2 separate regions of the Homo sapiens genome follow, and region 1 is linked to region 2. A link is an interaction called in ENCODE POLR2A ChIA-PET data of the cell type or tissue named here. Cell type or tissue: Panc1. All regions are shown on one strand. Links, peaks and the distances in the headings refer to the core of each region. The heading gives the core; the rest is flanking DNA.

Evidence for each region. ChIA-PET counts read pairs that join two places held together with the same protein. Peaks named below come from ENCODE experiments on the same cell type or tissue, not always from the same donor. Only the 100,000 strongest peaks of a DNase experiment are listed, where the experiment ranks them.
Region 1: POLR2A ChIA-PET joins it to region 2 with 6 read pairs; 2 of 35 experiments call an interaction of 5 or more read pairs at or near these places.

What each region holds. Positions count from the first base shown.
Region 1 is chr10:79,123,253-79,130,475 of GRCh38, forward strand. The region is part of intron 2 of ZMIZ1 (zinc finger MIZ-type containing 1); the gene reads left to right. Among named protein-coding and RNA genes, the nearest start is that of ZMIZ1, 58 kb to the left of the region's middle. RefSeq lists enhancers at 3,405-3,923, 6,158-6,799, 6,200-6,494. In Panc1, for the core only: no CTCF peak of the experiment used is centred there; no DNase peak of the experiment used is centred there; H3K27ac peaks cover 2,768 bases.
Region 2 is chr10:77,873,029-77,880,251 of GRCh38, forward strand. All of the region lies in intron 1 of DLG5 (discs large MAGUK scaffold protein 5), which reads right to left. Among named protein-coding and RNA genes, the nearest start is that of DLG5, 50 kb to the right of the region's middle. RefSeq lists a silencer at 4,403-4,697 and an enhancer at 4,777-5,716. In Panc1, for the core only: no CTCF peak of the experiment used is centred there; no DNase peak of the experiment used is centred there.

The DNA.
Region 1 (7,223 bases), core at 1,367-6,366, 1.3 Mb after region 2:
GATTGCGGCTGTGGACCGGGCTGAGGCATGGAGGTTTTCCAGCTCTGTTACCCCTTTCTTTGTGGCTTCTGATGAGCGACTTCATCTCTCTGTGCCCCATTTCCTCATCTGTAAAATGGGGAGAATATCCCTCTAGTTGGGAGGGATTCAACGAAGTAAGCCATGGGCACTCTCACAGCCATGCCTGGAGCATGGTTAGTGCTTTCTGGCACTTTCTAGCATGAAGAGTGGAGGTGGCAGTAGCGGGAGTGAGTAGGGGGTGGACTCCAGGGCTGTGGCCACACAGGAGGGTTTCCTCCACTGAGCAGCATGGTTGTGCGGTCTTTTAAGAGAAGGTGGAGAGGGAGATCAGGGATTGGGGTTGGGCTGGATTTGGATTTCATATGAGGCAATCCCAAACAGCTGTTGCTCAGAGCTCTGTGGGCAGCCACCTGGGGTGAGGGCTGCACTCTCCTCGCCAGCCCCTCCAGCCCCTGGTGTGTGGCTTTAGGCTGCCGGCATGCACACCCTAAGTTGTCAGTCAGCAGACTTCCAGGGTTACATAGGCGGTTTGGGGCTGGCCATGAAGACCTTGAATGCCAAGCCCAGCTCACAGCAGGCCTGGCCAGGGCCCAGCCCGTGGCCACACGGAGCTGGGATTCCAGGGTCCGCATATGGCATGCCTGTCAATCTTCAGCGCCAGCTGAGAATGCACACCTCTCCTCCCACTGCGTGAAATCTGTGGCCTGCAGCCCAGGCCCTCCACCCCAGCCTCTGCAGCCTGCTATGACTCCACAACCCCCACCCAAGCCTGGATCTGGGAATCGTTTGCAGCTCACTGCTTATTCCTGCCCAAGGTAGGATGCCCCTCTAGGTCAGGAGGGTGGGACTGCTGTCCTGGTGGGCCCTCTGAGCAGGACTTGTGTTCAAGCCTCAGTCCCATTAAGAACTGCTGTGTGACCTTGGACAAGTTGCTGCCCCTCTCTGAGCAGCTGTTTATTGGTCTGTAAAATCAGAGGATTGGGGTAGGTCAGGGATTACAAACTGCAGTCTTCAAGGGTGTCAACAACCCATTGAAGTTGGGACTATCCTGTTGTACAAATGAGAAAACTCAAAGCACAGAGAGGTTAAGAAACTTAGCCAAGGTCACACAGGTTATAGTGGAGCTAGGACTCAGCCCAGTTTTATCTGACACCATAATATGTGTTTTCCCTACCACAACAAACTGCCTGTCACAGATACTTGCTTGTTTGCTGGGTGATCCATTTTGTCCATCAGCCAGCTTGGTGTTGAACACTTCCTTGTGCTCCTGCACCGTGCTAGGCCCTGGTATCCAATAGTGAATCTTCAGTTGAGCTGGGAGAGCACAGCTCCAGGTCCGGAGTTCTGAGTAGAGGTCACAGTCTCCAGTGCAGGGTTGCTAGGTAGGTGCAGCTCTTTCCTCATGCTGTAGGAGGCAGCCAGAGAAGACTTCCTGGTGGAGGGGTAAGGGGAGTGGGGTTCCTATACAGAGTGGAAGAGTAGGGTCTTCCTGGGGTCTCTGCACAACTGGGTGGCATGGGTCAGGGCAGTCCGGCTGGGGAGGAAGATTCATTCAGCCACAGCTGAGGCAGCCCCTGAGGGCCTTGAATGCTAGGCCACAGAGTTTGGCCATGAACCTGCAGGGAGTGGGGAGCTAAAAGAGACTGCAGGGCAGTGGCACCTCCTTTGTGAGAGCTAGGAGGGCTGGCCTCAGCTTGCAAGCTAGGGCAAGGGTGAGGTGTGGTCCAGTCTAAGACTTAGTTCACCCAGGAACTGTGGCAGCAGGAAGAGCAAGGTTGGAGGCTTGTCCACTGGCCGGACCTTCATGCTCCACCACGGCCTCTTCAGCAACCCAGGCACCTCTGCTGGACCAGGCGCTGGGGCTTTCTACCAAAAGGGAAAGCCAGTCTTCTCAAATGCTGCAAGATAAAGCGACCGACGATGGAGCCAGGTGCCACAATCTGCACACCTCCCCCAACCCCATCTGCCATGGGCCTGACCTCAGCTCAGAGCTTGGGGCAGGCGTTGCTCAGTGACACAGTGGGATCAGAGAGGCTCAGAGACCAGCCCGGGGGCACACAGCATTCCTCATGGTGGGTACAGAGGCTAGAGCAGGTAGGCAGCATCTTTCCCAAGAGAGGTAGGTCTGGGTCTCCCTCTGGCCGTCCCAGGGTCCTGGACATGCTTCATGGATGGTGTGTGCTCACTCTGGTAGGAGTGTAAGGTTGTAAAGAGTTTCCTGGGTGTTACTTACTGAGGGCGCTTCTCCCTCCCACTGATGTTTGCCCCACTGGCTCTTTTTGAGCTCTGGAGTTTGTCTCTTTCTGGTTCATGAGCCACACACCCAGGCCACACATTGGGGCAGAGGACAGCCTTGGCCGTGCCTGTGTTCCTAGGTCTGAAGCCTCAGCGACCTTGCAGCAAGTAATAGACACTGGGTGGGGCCACAAGCGTGACATCTTTATTGGAATAAAAACAAAACCACAGCCTCTCTCTCGTGTTGGGAGGAGTGGTCTTTAGAAATCATTTTACCCACCCCACTCATGGCACAGATGAGGAAACTGAGGCCCAGAGATAGGAGGGCATGCCCCAAGGTAGCCAACATGGCGCTTCAGGCTATCAGCTGAGTGCAGGGCCACACTAAACTGTGTAGGCTACATGGGGGTGCAGAGGCTGGCAGGGGCAGGGACCAGCAGCAGCGATAGGAGCCTTCTATCTGCAGAAAGGCAGGACTGACCCTGAAGGGCCAAGGAAGCTCTGGGGACCTGTGGAGAGCCACCCAGAACTGGGACTGAGAGCTGCACGGGAACCCGCAGACCTGGCTCCGTGGAGCCGCATTTGTGTTCTGCCTCCTGCTGTGAGAGGTTCGCCACCACAAGCAAGGGCTTATCCTGTCATCCATTTACCCAGAGAGCCCCAGTGAGGCCGGGATTTGTAGGCCCAATGGTCAGGGCTAGGGGCAACGCCTCAGAGTCAGGGCCTAGTGTGAGGCTTATAAGGGGCAAGGGAGTGAAGAAATAAAGTGGACTCAGGAAACCAGGGGCTGCCCTTCCCCTCATCAGCCCCCTCTGCCAAGGCTTAGCAGAGTGTCCAGCAGGCTCAACCATCTGGGAGGCTGCTGACCACAGGCAGCATGGCATTACCTAGGGCCAGGGTCTAGGGGCTCTGAAGGCCTCAGGGGTCAGGGAGAGCTTCCTGGAGGAGGTGAGTGCCAGCTGAGCCCCAAAGAATGACCAGACTGTGAACCAAACTGAAAGCATTCCACGCAAAGGGAACAGCTGGGCCAAGACCCTGTGGCAGCCACACTGGGGCAGATAATGGGGGCTTTGTGGAGGCTAGGACTGCTCAGGGAAAGAAATGAGGCTGGAGGTGCCCCCGGGGGGTTGGAGACGGCAGAAGGAAAGAAGGTTATATTTTGCTTTTAACTTGCTAAATGCCCCTGAGTAGATCACTGCCCCACTTTTGTGCCTCAGTTTCCCTTTTATCTCCTCTGAGCTTCAGGCACCTGGGGAGCCACAGCAGGGAAGTGCCTCAGTGGAAGAGTCCGCTTCTGGAGGCTTTGAGCTGATGCTGGGGATATGAGCTGAGGGAAGTATGGGCTTCCCCAGCACCTCGGGGGCAGTTGGCCCAGAAGGCTGCTGCTGGACCCAAGGCTTCTCCCCAGTGGAGGAGAGCTGACCTAAGATTTCTGGGGTTTGCCAGGCTGGACCAACCTGAGAGGATGAGGGATTAGGTCCCTGGGGCAGCCCCCACTACAGACTAAGGACCTGGGTCCCAGGATAAAATGAGAGATGCGCCTCCCTTCTCTTTGCTGTGACCAACTCCTTCTTTCCTCCTTCTGCCTCCTTCCCTCCTGCTGGGGACAGGGAGGGGACAATATTTATTCCTTCCCAAGGCTGCAGCTGACTGATACCCTGATGCAGAGGAAATGCCATGCCAGTGCCAGGCATGCTGCCGGCGCTCTGGGTGCCTGGTGCCCTCTCCAGGTGTGGCTCCTCCCCATAGCCCTGGGCTCGGCCGGTCTGTGTTTGCAGAGCCTCCACTGACCTGCAGCGGCCTCTCTCTCATGCCTCTCCTATCAGCAGAGCGCCAGCCATGGGCTCCTTGGACTACAAGTCCCCGGGATTGCGCAAATTCCCCCAGCAGTTTGCACAGCAGCCAGCTCAGGCCCCGTCAGATGGCCCAGGTTCCTGCTCGGGAAGCCCATTCTTTTCTGGAATAATAAAGCAGCCACCCCACAGCAGGGGGTGGCAAGCTTCTCTTATCCTCACAACCCCTGACTCATGTCACCCTCATAATATCAAGTGGGCTGGGGCGGGGTGGGGAGGTGGGTGGCGTTTTCCAGAGGGGGAACTGGAGTCAGAGAAGAGAAGGCATGAGACTTGACCAGGGTCACACGGCCCAGCCAGGACTCCAACCAGGCCCCTGCTCAGCCTTTTTAGACCGAGCCAGTGTTTCCTGTTCAGGGCCATGCAGGAGGTGAGTCAGGAGCAGGCCCTTTGCAGGAGCTGCTGGGGGCCAGCAGGAGAGGCCACCAGTCTCTGTCTTCCCTCTTTGGCTCCAGCTGCTTTAATTGGCTGGGGCTGCCAGTGGCGCTGACATTTACCTGGTGGGAAGGAGGGCCTCCTCCCTCTTGAATTGAGATGCTAAAAATAACAGGGCCCAGCTTCCCAGGGCCACTGCTCAGCCAGCGCCTGCCTGCCCCCTCAGCTACCTTTTTCCTGGGTGCTGGAAGCTAATTGCTTTGCAAGCATGCAGTTCCTTGCGCTGAGAACTTCCTAGGGATTGGGACAGGAGGCATTGCATGCTCAGCTTCTGAGTCTAAAGAGGGGTCTCTGCAAGACCTCCCTCCCCTCCAGGCAGCAGGGTGATGGTCTTCTGCCTCAGGTCTCCCTCCCCCTTTTCTCCCTGGGTGCAGTACCTGTCCAGGTTGACTACTCCACCCCTAGGTGCTTGGGTGCCTTCTTTGAGCTGCCAGAGTTTCCCCTGCTCTAAGAGAGGGGGCTCTGCCCTCCTTGGAGTTTTCTAGTACTCACCTCTCCCTGCACCATACTCGACCCAGACATATGCGGTGTGGCCCTCTGCCCTCATGCTGTTCATTTTGTCATACCAGCAACCAAGAGGAGCCCAGGCTTCGGAGCTGGACAAGTTTAAATCCAGCTGTGTGACCATAGCACATTTCCAAGCCTCTCTTTTCTCATCTCAGAAATGGGCATGAATCTGACCTTTGCAGTGTTGTTGCAGAATGAATCGCAGTGGGCAAAACATGCCTGATCAAGAGTGGAGCCCCTGGGGCCAGGAGGAGGCGTGTGTACATCATGGGGCGTTCCTTTCTCTTGCTGTGTAAATAGACCCTGGAACTCAATAAATTAGATTGATTGGACCAGAAGGGGAAGGTCTTGAAGACCCAGGCTAAGGATTAGGGACTCAGTCTCCCTGAAAACAGGGTATGCTTGCCAATCCCCAGGGCACCTCCAGAGTGGCCTGTGTGTTTGTCCAGTTCTTGCCCTGGGTCAGTGTGACCATAATCATTTTGACATTGGCCAGCATCTCCCGGGCTTTGGGATCATTCCAGTGGAAAAAGTAGTTTTCAGTGCTCTATGCTTGGCAGGTGTGAGAGCCTGGGCGTGCTTAACCCATCCACACCTCAATTTCCTCATCTGAAAATGGGGATGATAATACTTCCTTCCCCGTTAAGTATTGTAAGGATTAGATTAGCAACATATGCACAGTACTTAGAAAGTCTGGTGCAGGGTAACACTTGGTATGTGTTAGCTGGTACTCATAGTAGTAAGAATAGTCTAGCAGTTGGGAGTAATAACAGCAGCCACCTGCCGTTTGTTTAATGGTTTTTATCAGATGCTGTGCCGGATGCTAAGCACTTTAAGTACATTATTTAATGTCACTCTCCCCCACCTCCCAGCAACCATACACAAGGTACTGTTATAAGCTCTGAGTTCCAGATGAGGAAACTGAGACACAGAGAGTAGTTGAACTGAAAACCAGAGTTCAGCATCAGCCCCACTAGGGTGGCCGTCCAGATTGCCTGGGACCGTCCTGGTTTTAGCATGGAAAATTCTGTGTCCCAGAAACCTGTCACTTGTGGGCAAACCAGGATGGTTGACCACCCAAGGCCTGCCTGAGTCCACTGGCCCCACTCTGAAGCCCACAGGATCCTCTTCTTGGCGCAGGGGCTTGCTGGTGCAGTCGCTCGGCCCCTTCCCACACCTCATAGGCCCCTCCCCCAGCCAGATTGTGCCTGCCCATCCCCCAGGGCCTGGCTCCAGTCTCCTCTCTGGCTTCCTCTCTTCCCTCCCCTCTGCCAGCAGGAGGGGCATGACTCATGCCTGGTGGGCTCTTTGCTCAAGGCTGTGACTGCAGTTGTCTGGTGGACTCTGAGCTGCCCCTCACCAGGCCTCAGTCTCCCTATTTGCACTGAGGGCTTTAGTGGCTTTGCTCCCAGCTTTCTGGAGACGTTCAGGAAACCTCTTCCTTGAAAGAGGGAGGGCAGAGCGAGCCCCTGCCCCCAGCCCTGGCCTGAGCAGTTGGGAGGGATCGCACTGGCCCTTCCGGTGCATTGATGGAGTGCACTGCTGACAAAGGAGAAAGGTCAGCAGGGGGACAGAGCGGAGTTGGTGGTGGCCTGCTGGCCTGCAGTGCCCTCCCACAAGATAGGGCTTCCTGGGGGAGGGGAGCAGTGCTCCCTGGGCTCTGGGTCAATTCATATTGATGCAGGCAGCTGCTGGTTCAGCAAAGCTGGGCATCCAAGCCCCCAGAGGGCTGCGGGGAGATGCCTAGGTCATCCTTGACACCTCACTTTCCCTGACCCCCACATCCAACAGTTGATTAGGCCCCCTTAACCATCTCTGGATCTGTGACCCTCTCAGCATCTCACCCCTGCTGGGGACCATCTTCCTGCTTCTGAATCCCTGAGCCCTTTCCAGCCCTCCCTGGCTTCCCCCATCACCTTGCATAAAGTCAGAATTTTGAGGCTGACATTAAGGCCCTTACTGAGCTCAGAAAGGCTGCCCAGAGCTGCCCAGGCCTTCCCTAATATCAGCCTTCTTGTGCCCTCCACCCTCCAACCCCAAGGTCATGTGAAAGGTCTGGGGACACCCTGAGTGCCAGGCCCAGCGCTGTCCAGTCAACACTCCAACCCTACCCAGTATACAGGGCTGAGCCTGCAGCAGAGCTGCAGCCAGGTGCCAAATGGATGCAGTGCC
Region 2 (7,223 bases), core at 1,471-6,470:
GTGCACACACACACACACACACACGAGAGGAGGGCACCAACCACAAACTTGTGCAAGCTACCAAGTACCATGCAGAGGTGCTGATGAGATCCAGAGAAAGTTGGATGATGTGGAAACATTTCCAGAAAAGGGGAGCTTGAGGCCAAGTTTAGACGTGGACATGTGGGCCAGAGCGTGATATAAGGAGATTCTTTACTATCAAAGGAACTACCTGGGCAACGTAAACTCTTATTCAGCAGATGAGGGTGGGGTTTCAGAATGCATTTCTCACAAGCCCCCAGGGCACATGCTCTACACACTGGCCCAGAGCTGGAGTCCACAGGTGGGATGCACATGGAAGCTGCAGCCAAAACCCTGGGAGAGGTGGAAGGAAGCCACTGGGAGGAAGCCAGCCTGGTGACCCTCTGGGACTGGCCCACGGGCACTGTCTGTGTCCTTTCCAAGAGCCCAGCCCCTGATAATTCTGTTTACCCCGTGACTCAGTGCCACTGGGTCACGAAGACCACTTCAAAAGAAATTCCAGGAAAAACCACCCGAACAATAATGGAATGCCCCAGCCCTCCCAGGCCCCCTCCCATAGACCATGAGGCCCAAGAGAGATGGAAGCACGCCCCCAACACACCCCTTCCATTCACCTGGAGCTTGTAAAGGCCCTGGTGACTCACGCTTCCTCTTCGTGAAGCTCACAGTGGCTGAAGGAACTTGTTCCAGCCTTGAACCAGCACACAGAGTTCTCCCTGTCCTCCAGAAGGGCCCAGGCAGAAAGGCAGAGAGCTGACGGCTCACGGTCACAGGGAGGCCAGCACCCCCTACCTCAATCCCCAGGGAAAGGAGAGGGAGACACCAAGCTGCTACTCTCTGGAGCTCTGGGGTCCCTGAAGACAGAGCAGGAAGTGCTGCCTGGGCCCCAGGAGGACAGTCACTTTCAGGGCACCTGCCACATCCTGCCGCCCTCCTCCAGCTCACACTGAGGAACCACAGCCTGACGAACCACAGCAGAATGACCGAAGGTGCCCAATCGCTCCCGGACTCACACGTGTCAGCCAGGTTTCCAACACGTGCCCCCCGCCTAGCATGGCACTGGGCCAGGTTCGGGAGAAAGAATGGCAAGCCAGGGGCTCAAGAGCCTGGAGGTTACTCATCTGCTGTGAGTAGCCTTCAGAAGAAGGCCCTTCTCTCTGAGCCAAACAATAATGATTGCAGCACAGCTGGGGCCAAACTGCTTGGAGTTAACTCCCAGCCCAGCCCCTTATGAGCTGTGTGCTGTTAGGTAAGTCACTCTGCCTCTCTGTGCTTCCACATACTTATCAGTAAAATGGGATGATAGAAGTGCTTATCTCTTAGAGCTGTTTGAGGATAAACTGATTTAATGCAGGTTGAGTATCCCTAATCCAAAAATCTCCAAAATCTGAAACTTTTTGAGCACCAACATGACACCACAGCAGAAAATTCCACACCTGACCTCATGTGATGGGCCAGTCAAAATGCAGGCGCAGGATACAGTTTATTCTGCTTCCTCAAAGGAAAAACAAAATTATCTTCAGGCTATGTGTATATAAGGTGTATATGAAATGAGAATACGTTTCACATCTAGACTTGGGTCCTATCCCCAAGATATCTCATTATGTATATGCAAATATTCCAGAATCTAGAGAAATCCAAACCCCAAAAACACTTCTGGTTCCAAGGATTTCAGATAAGGGATATTCTGCCTGTTTGTGAAAAGTGACTGAAACAGTACCTCGCATAGCCGGTACTCTAAGTGTTAGCTGGTGTTATTATGGTCAGTCCAGACCTGCAGAGGGCCCTTCCAACTCTGCTGTTCAATTCCTCAATTACCTACATGGAAAGCTGTACTAGAGTGACAAGTCACACAATCTACAAGCAAACTGCTGCACTGTATATGGCACTCTCAAGAAAAATAATAGCAGCTAATAGGTACTAAGCACTACTAAGTACTGGGACTGTGCTAAGCACTTTGCATGTATTGCCTCCATTAATTTCCATAACAACCCAAAGGTTGTCATTATTAGTCCCATTTCACAGAGGAAGAAACTAAGAGTTAGAAAAATTAATTTGCTGAAGGTCGTGCTAGGGCTACTAAGAGCACAAACAGGATACAAACCCAGGCAGTCTACCCCAGCGCCTGTGCTCTCAAATCCTACACACAATACTGCTGCCCGGCTCCACAGGGAAGAGCAGTCAGAGAGGACTTCATGGAGGCAGGGGCCTGGAGCTGGCCCTGAAAGGTGGTGGCCTTGGATAAGCACATGAGAAGCCCGATCAGCTTGCAGGAGACAACAGGCGGAACCCATTTCTCTGGAAGGGTAAGAAGTCTCAGAGCAGGGCTGGCTTGGGCCAAGGCCCCCCAGCCTCTATTCCCTGGGAATGGGCTCACCTCCTCCCTGCCCACCTCCCCACACCGAGACAACACTCAATAGGCATTCTGAGCTGAGCCACTTCCACCCAAGTGGGAAGAAAGAGAAGGAGCTGTGGCTTCATGGCCCCCATTCCATACCCATGCCTGTGCTGCCTGCAGAGGGGAGTCGCAGTGTGTGGGCAAGCCTGCACTCAAGAGCCACTCAATTCTGTGAACTGCAGAGATGAGGAAGGAGGTGACCGTGAAAGTTGCGGAGTGCTATCACCTTTGGCAGAGCCCACCTTCTCTGTTTTAAAGACCTCCTGGGATGCTGGGGGGACAGAGGGCTCATATCCTACTATTAGGCTACTAGGAAGCCTGCTTGCAGAACCATGCTCAGTTCTCAGGAGGGAAGAAAGGTGGCAGGGAAAAAAAAAAGAAAAGAAAAAACTACACTCAGGGCAGCCCCAGCCCCTCCCTAGGGGCTCGGCCTCCTACCCTTTAAAAGCACGGCCCAAGGCTACAGACACTGAAACCCAAACTGGGAAGCGGACAAGGCCCAGTATTTCAGGGAGGTATAGGTTGACCATGGCCCTGGAATGGAGCAACCACAGACACTGGCATGTCATCAAGGAAGTCCTGCTGATGCGCCTTATATGCCACCCGAGGGTGGGAAAATCCTACTCTTGGTTTGTAAGTTAAGATTTAATATTTGTTTTCCTCAACTGAGATAATGCTATAGTATTTTCCACCAAGTTTTGGAACAAGCAGCATCACTGCGCTAAAAAAAAAAAAAATCATAATGATGTGGATTCCCCCTATTTCTGGTCGTTATAAGAACTGCTCACCTATCTTTAAAAGGTAAAGGTGGCCAGGTGAGGTGGCTCATGCCTGTAATCCCAGCACTTTGGGAGGCTGAAGCAGGAGGATCACTTAGGTCAGGAGTTCAAGACCAGCCTGGGCAATATAGCAAGACCCCATCTCTCTTTTTTTTTTTTTTTTTTTGAAAGAGAGTCTCACTCTGTTGCCCAGGCTGGAGTGCAGTGGCACAATCTTAGCTCACTGTAACCTCCACCTCCCAGGTTCAAGCTATTCTCGAGCCTCAGCCTCCTGAGTAGCTGGGACTACAGGCATGCACCACCATGCCTGGCTATTTTGTATTTTTTAGTAAAGACGGGGTTTCACCACGTTGGCCAGGCCGGTCTCGAACTCCTGACTTCAGGTGATCCACCCCAAAATGCTGGAATTACAGGCATGAGCCACCACACCCAGCCAATCCCATCTTTTTTTTCTAAGAGGAAGGAAGGAAGGAAGGAAGGAAGGGAGGGAGGGAGGGAGGGAAGGAAGGGAAGGAAGGAAGGAAAAAAAAAAAGTAAAGGGGAAGGGGCATTGCCCAGATAATTGGAGATTTAACCTCAGGTATGCAGTGAGATCTGTGTGGGGTGGCAGGAAGGAAGATGATGGCTGCCGAGCTCTCTGTCCATTCTTTTTTTTTTTTTTAAACTTTATATTTTAAAATAAATAGAGACAGGGTCTCTCTTTGTTGCCCAGGCTGGTCTCAAACTTCTAGGCTCAAGCAATCTGCTCGCCTCAGCCTCCCAAAGTGCTGGGATTACAGGTGTGCGCCACCACACCTGGCTTTTGTGTCCATTCCTTAACACATTCCCTAACCCCTTCCCACTGGACTTTTGAGGCCATTTATAAAATAATGAACTAAATTGCCTGAACCTGAGAAAACTCTCGTATCAATTTTGCCATCTGTGACTCCCCTCCCTTCCCCACCCAAAATGCCCCAAGGCAAAAATATGTAAAGAGAGGGAAAACAAAACATGTGCACCCCAGAATTAAATCATTCAGTACCATGCAAGACCCTTCACTCGCTAACTACAGGACTGGTTTTGGTCTTTTTCTTTACTTTTTTTTTTTTCCTCTTTTAAGTGGCAAGTGACAGGGACTAAAAAAAAATAAAATAAAACTAGCACATAAAGGAAAGATGGAAGTTTGTTGAATTTCGAGGGATGAAAAGAGTCCACAGTTGGATAGCCTGCTTGTCTTCATCAGCGAAGCAAAGGCTCCTGGAGGCTTTGGGATGAGCACAAAGCCTGTGTCTGATGAAAGCCACCCTCTTTGTTCTGCCTCCCTTCAGAGCTGCCGGGCTGCAGGTTGGGGATGGGAGCAGGGAGGGAGGGAAGGCAGTGGGAGGACCTAAGACCATCAAACCTGACACCAGGTGGGACCACCTCTCGGTTCCTGCTTTCCATCACCAAAACCAAGCCCTGCTCCCTGCTGTCACTTCTGGCCAGACTAAGACAGTTCTGCACCTAAAAGGCACAGGAGGAGGCCCAAAGAGGGTCTGATTAAGGAGGAGGATGGGGCCATCGTGCTATGCCCTGGAAGGTGGGGGTGGAGGGGGGACAACGAACATAGCCAAGCCTGACAGCACCCACAAGGCGAGGTGTGAAGGAGTGGAGCAGCGCCTCTGCCCCGCCACCCTGACAGCACATGTCACACCAAACCCAGACAGGAAATCTGAGCAGCAGGGGCACCCAAGAGGCAGCCAAGCCTCCATTATGCTCCAGCCGGACATCCCCCGGGGGCCATGTCTGCCCTAGAATAAACTTCTGATAAGCCCCAGAAGTCACAACAGGCAGGAAGCAGCTCTCTGAAAGGCACCGGGCACCCCCGGCTCCCTCCTGCTCTGGCCCGGTGCTCAATTTCCACTAGTCAGTAAATGGAGAAGAGGCTGCCTCCCTCCCACACAGGATGGAGCGCATACCTTGCAGAGTACACTGCCCTCCACCCTCCCAGGGCAACTGTAGCAAGGCAGGCTCTGCGTCAGACCGGCTGGCTCAGGCCTGCCACTCACCAGCTGTGTGACCTCAAATAAGTTGCTTCTACTTTCTGTGCATTTCCTCATTTATAAAATAGGAAGAATAGTAGGTGATGAGAACAGAATGAGCAACGAGAGGGAAAGCCCTTAGAACAGAGCCAGGCGCACAGCAAGCGATCCACAAACACCAGCTCTCGTTACTGTTACCGTCTCACAGGCTCCTAAGGAAGGCAGGGCATGGGGTGGCCTCTGCAGTGTACACAGACAGCAGATGCTATGGAAGGGACCTGGAGGACAGTCACGCAGCCTTCCCTTGACTTCTGGAGTGTTTTGCTGGTTAGAAGCTCTGCATTGAGTACTCTGTATACTTCCCATCACCATCTCCCTCAGGAGCTAATGCTTCCCCCTCAACCCAGCCATGAGTGTCGCCTCTCAATACCTGAATACAGCTCTATCTATGCCTGTGGATAAGGAGGCTTCCTCTCCCCTCCCACCATTCCACGTGGCCATGGCAATTCCAAGCCATCCCCAGCATCCCTTATGATTTCTGGTTCTCTGGTTCACAAAGAAAAAACCAGAGCGCTCACAGTGTGCCTGGAATCATACCAGGCTTGCACCTCCACTCATCCAGTCCTGGCTCCCACCACCTACATACAGACATCAGTCAGTGCCCTGTAAAAGATGCTACGCATTGGTGGGCATGTCTGTCCCCGGAAACACAAGGCCCACTCATTCGCCAAACGCTGGGTTAATGCTGGGTGAAGTACTGGGATGCAGCAGGAAGCAAGATGGACAAATCCCTGCCCTCATGGAGCTCACATGAACAGGGTGACAGGGGCGGGGGAGAAATAAACAAACATAAACTGTATTGGGTAGTAAGTGCTATGAAGAAAAATGTTGCAGAGTTAAATGGTAGGTGGTGGGGGTGGAGAGGAGATGTGGCTATTGTACAGCGGTGGCAGGGGTCTCTCTGGGCAGGTCATCTTTCCCCAGAGACCTAGAGGAAGCGTGGAGTGCCAGAGGAGGGAATAGCAAGTGCAAAGGCCCTGGGGCCACCCCATGCGGGGAGACCTGTCTGCTGTGGGTGGAGGGACCTGGAGGAGGATGCAGATGAGGTCACAGGGGCAATAGGACAGCTCCAGGCAGAACCTTATGGGCCACACAGAGGATGCAGGGCTTTATTCAGAGTGAGACGGGAAAACTCTGGAAGGTTCTGAGTAGAGGAAAGCCATGATCTGACTTACATCTACTTAGGCTCATTAGATGATTTGTTGAATGTTGTCCACAAGCAGGGAAGCATAGAAACAAGTCAGACAGCAAACTCGCAAGTCCAGGGGAGCAATGCTGGGGGTCTGGACCAGAGTGACAAGAATGGTGTTGGTGAGAAGTAGCTGGATTTGAGGGATATTTTGGAGCTTTTCTTTCTTTCCTATTCCACATTTGGCTTGGAGCAGAGCTGAAAGGATCTGCTCATAGGCCCAATGTGGAATAGGAAAGAAAGAAAAGTCAAGGATGACTCCAGGGTTCTTGGCCTGGAAACTGGAAGGATGATGTTGGTCCTTGCTGAAAGGGGGAAGCCTGCAGGAAAAACAGATGGGGGAGGGAGTTGGGGAATCATGAGTTCCCGCGGGGCCTGGTCATGCGTGAGGTGCCTACAGACACACAAGGGAGGTGTCAGGCAGGCAGATGGATGTACAGGCCTCAAGTTCACTGACAAGGTCATGGCTAGAGATGTAATCTGAGAATTGTCAGCATATGCTTAGTATTTAAAGTGATGAGCCTTGATAAAATCACCCAAGGAAGGAGTACAGACAGCAAGGGCAGTGGAGAGGTCCAAGGAATGAACCTGAGCATGCAGGGGCTAAGGGAAGAGAAGAGAAATCAACCAAGAAGACAGAGGAGAAGTGGGTAGTGAGATGGGAGAGTCGACCACACAAGTAAAGAAACTGAACACAGCCGGGTGCAGTGGCTCACACCTGTAATCCTAGCACTTTGGGAGGCCAAGACGGGTGGATCACCTGAGGTCAGGGTTTC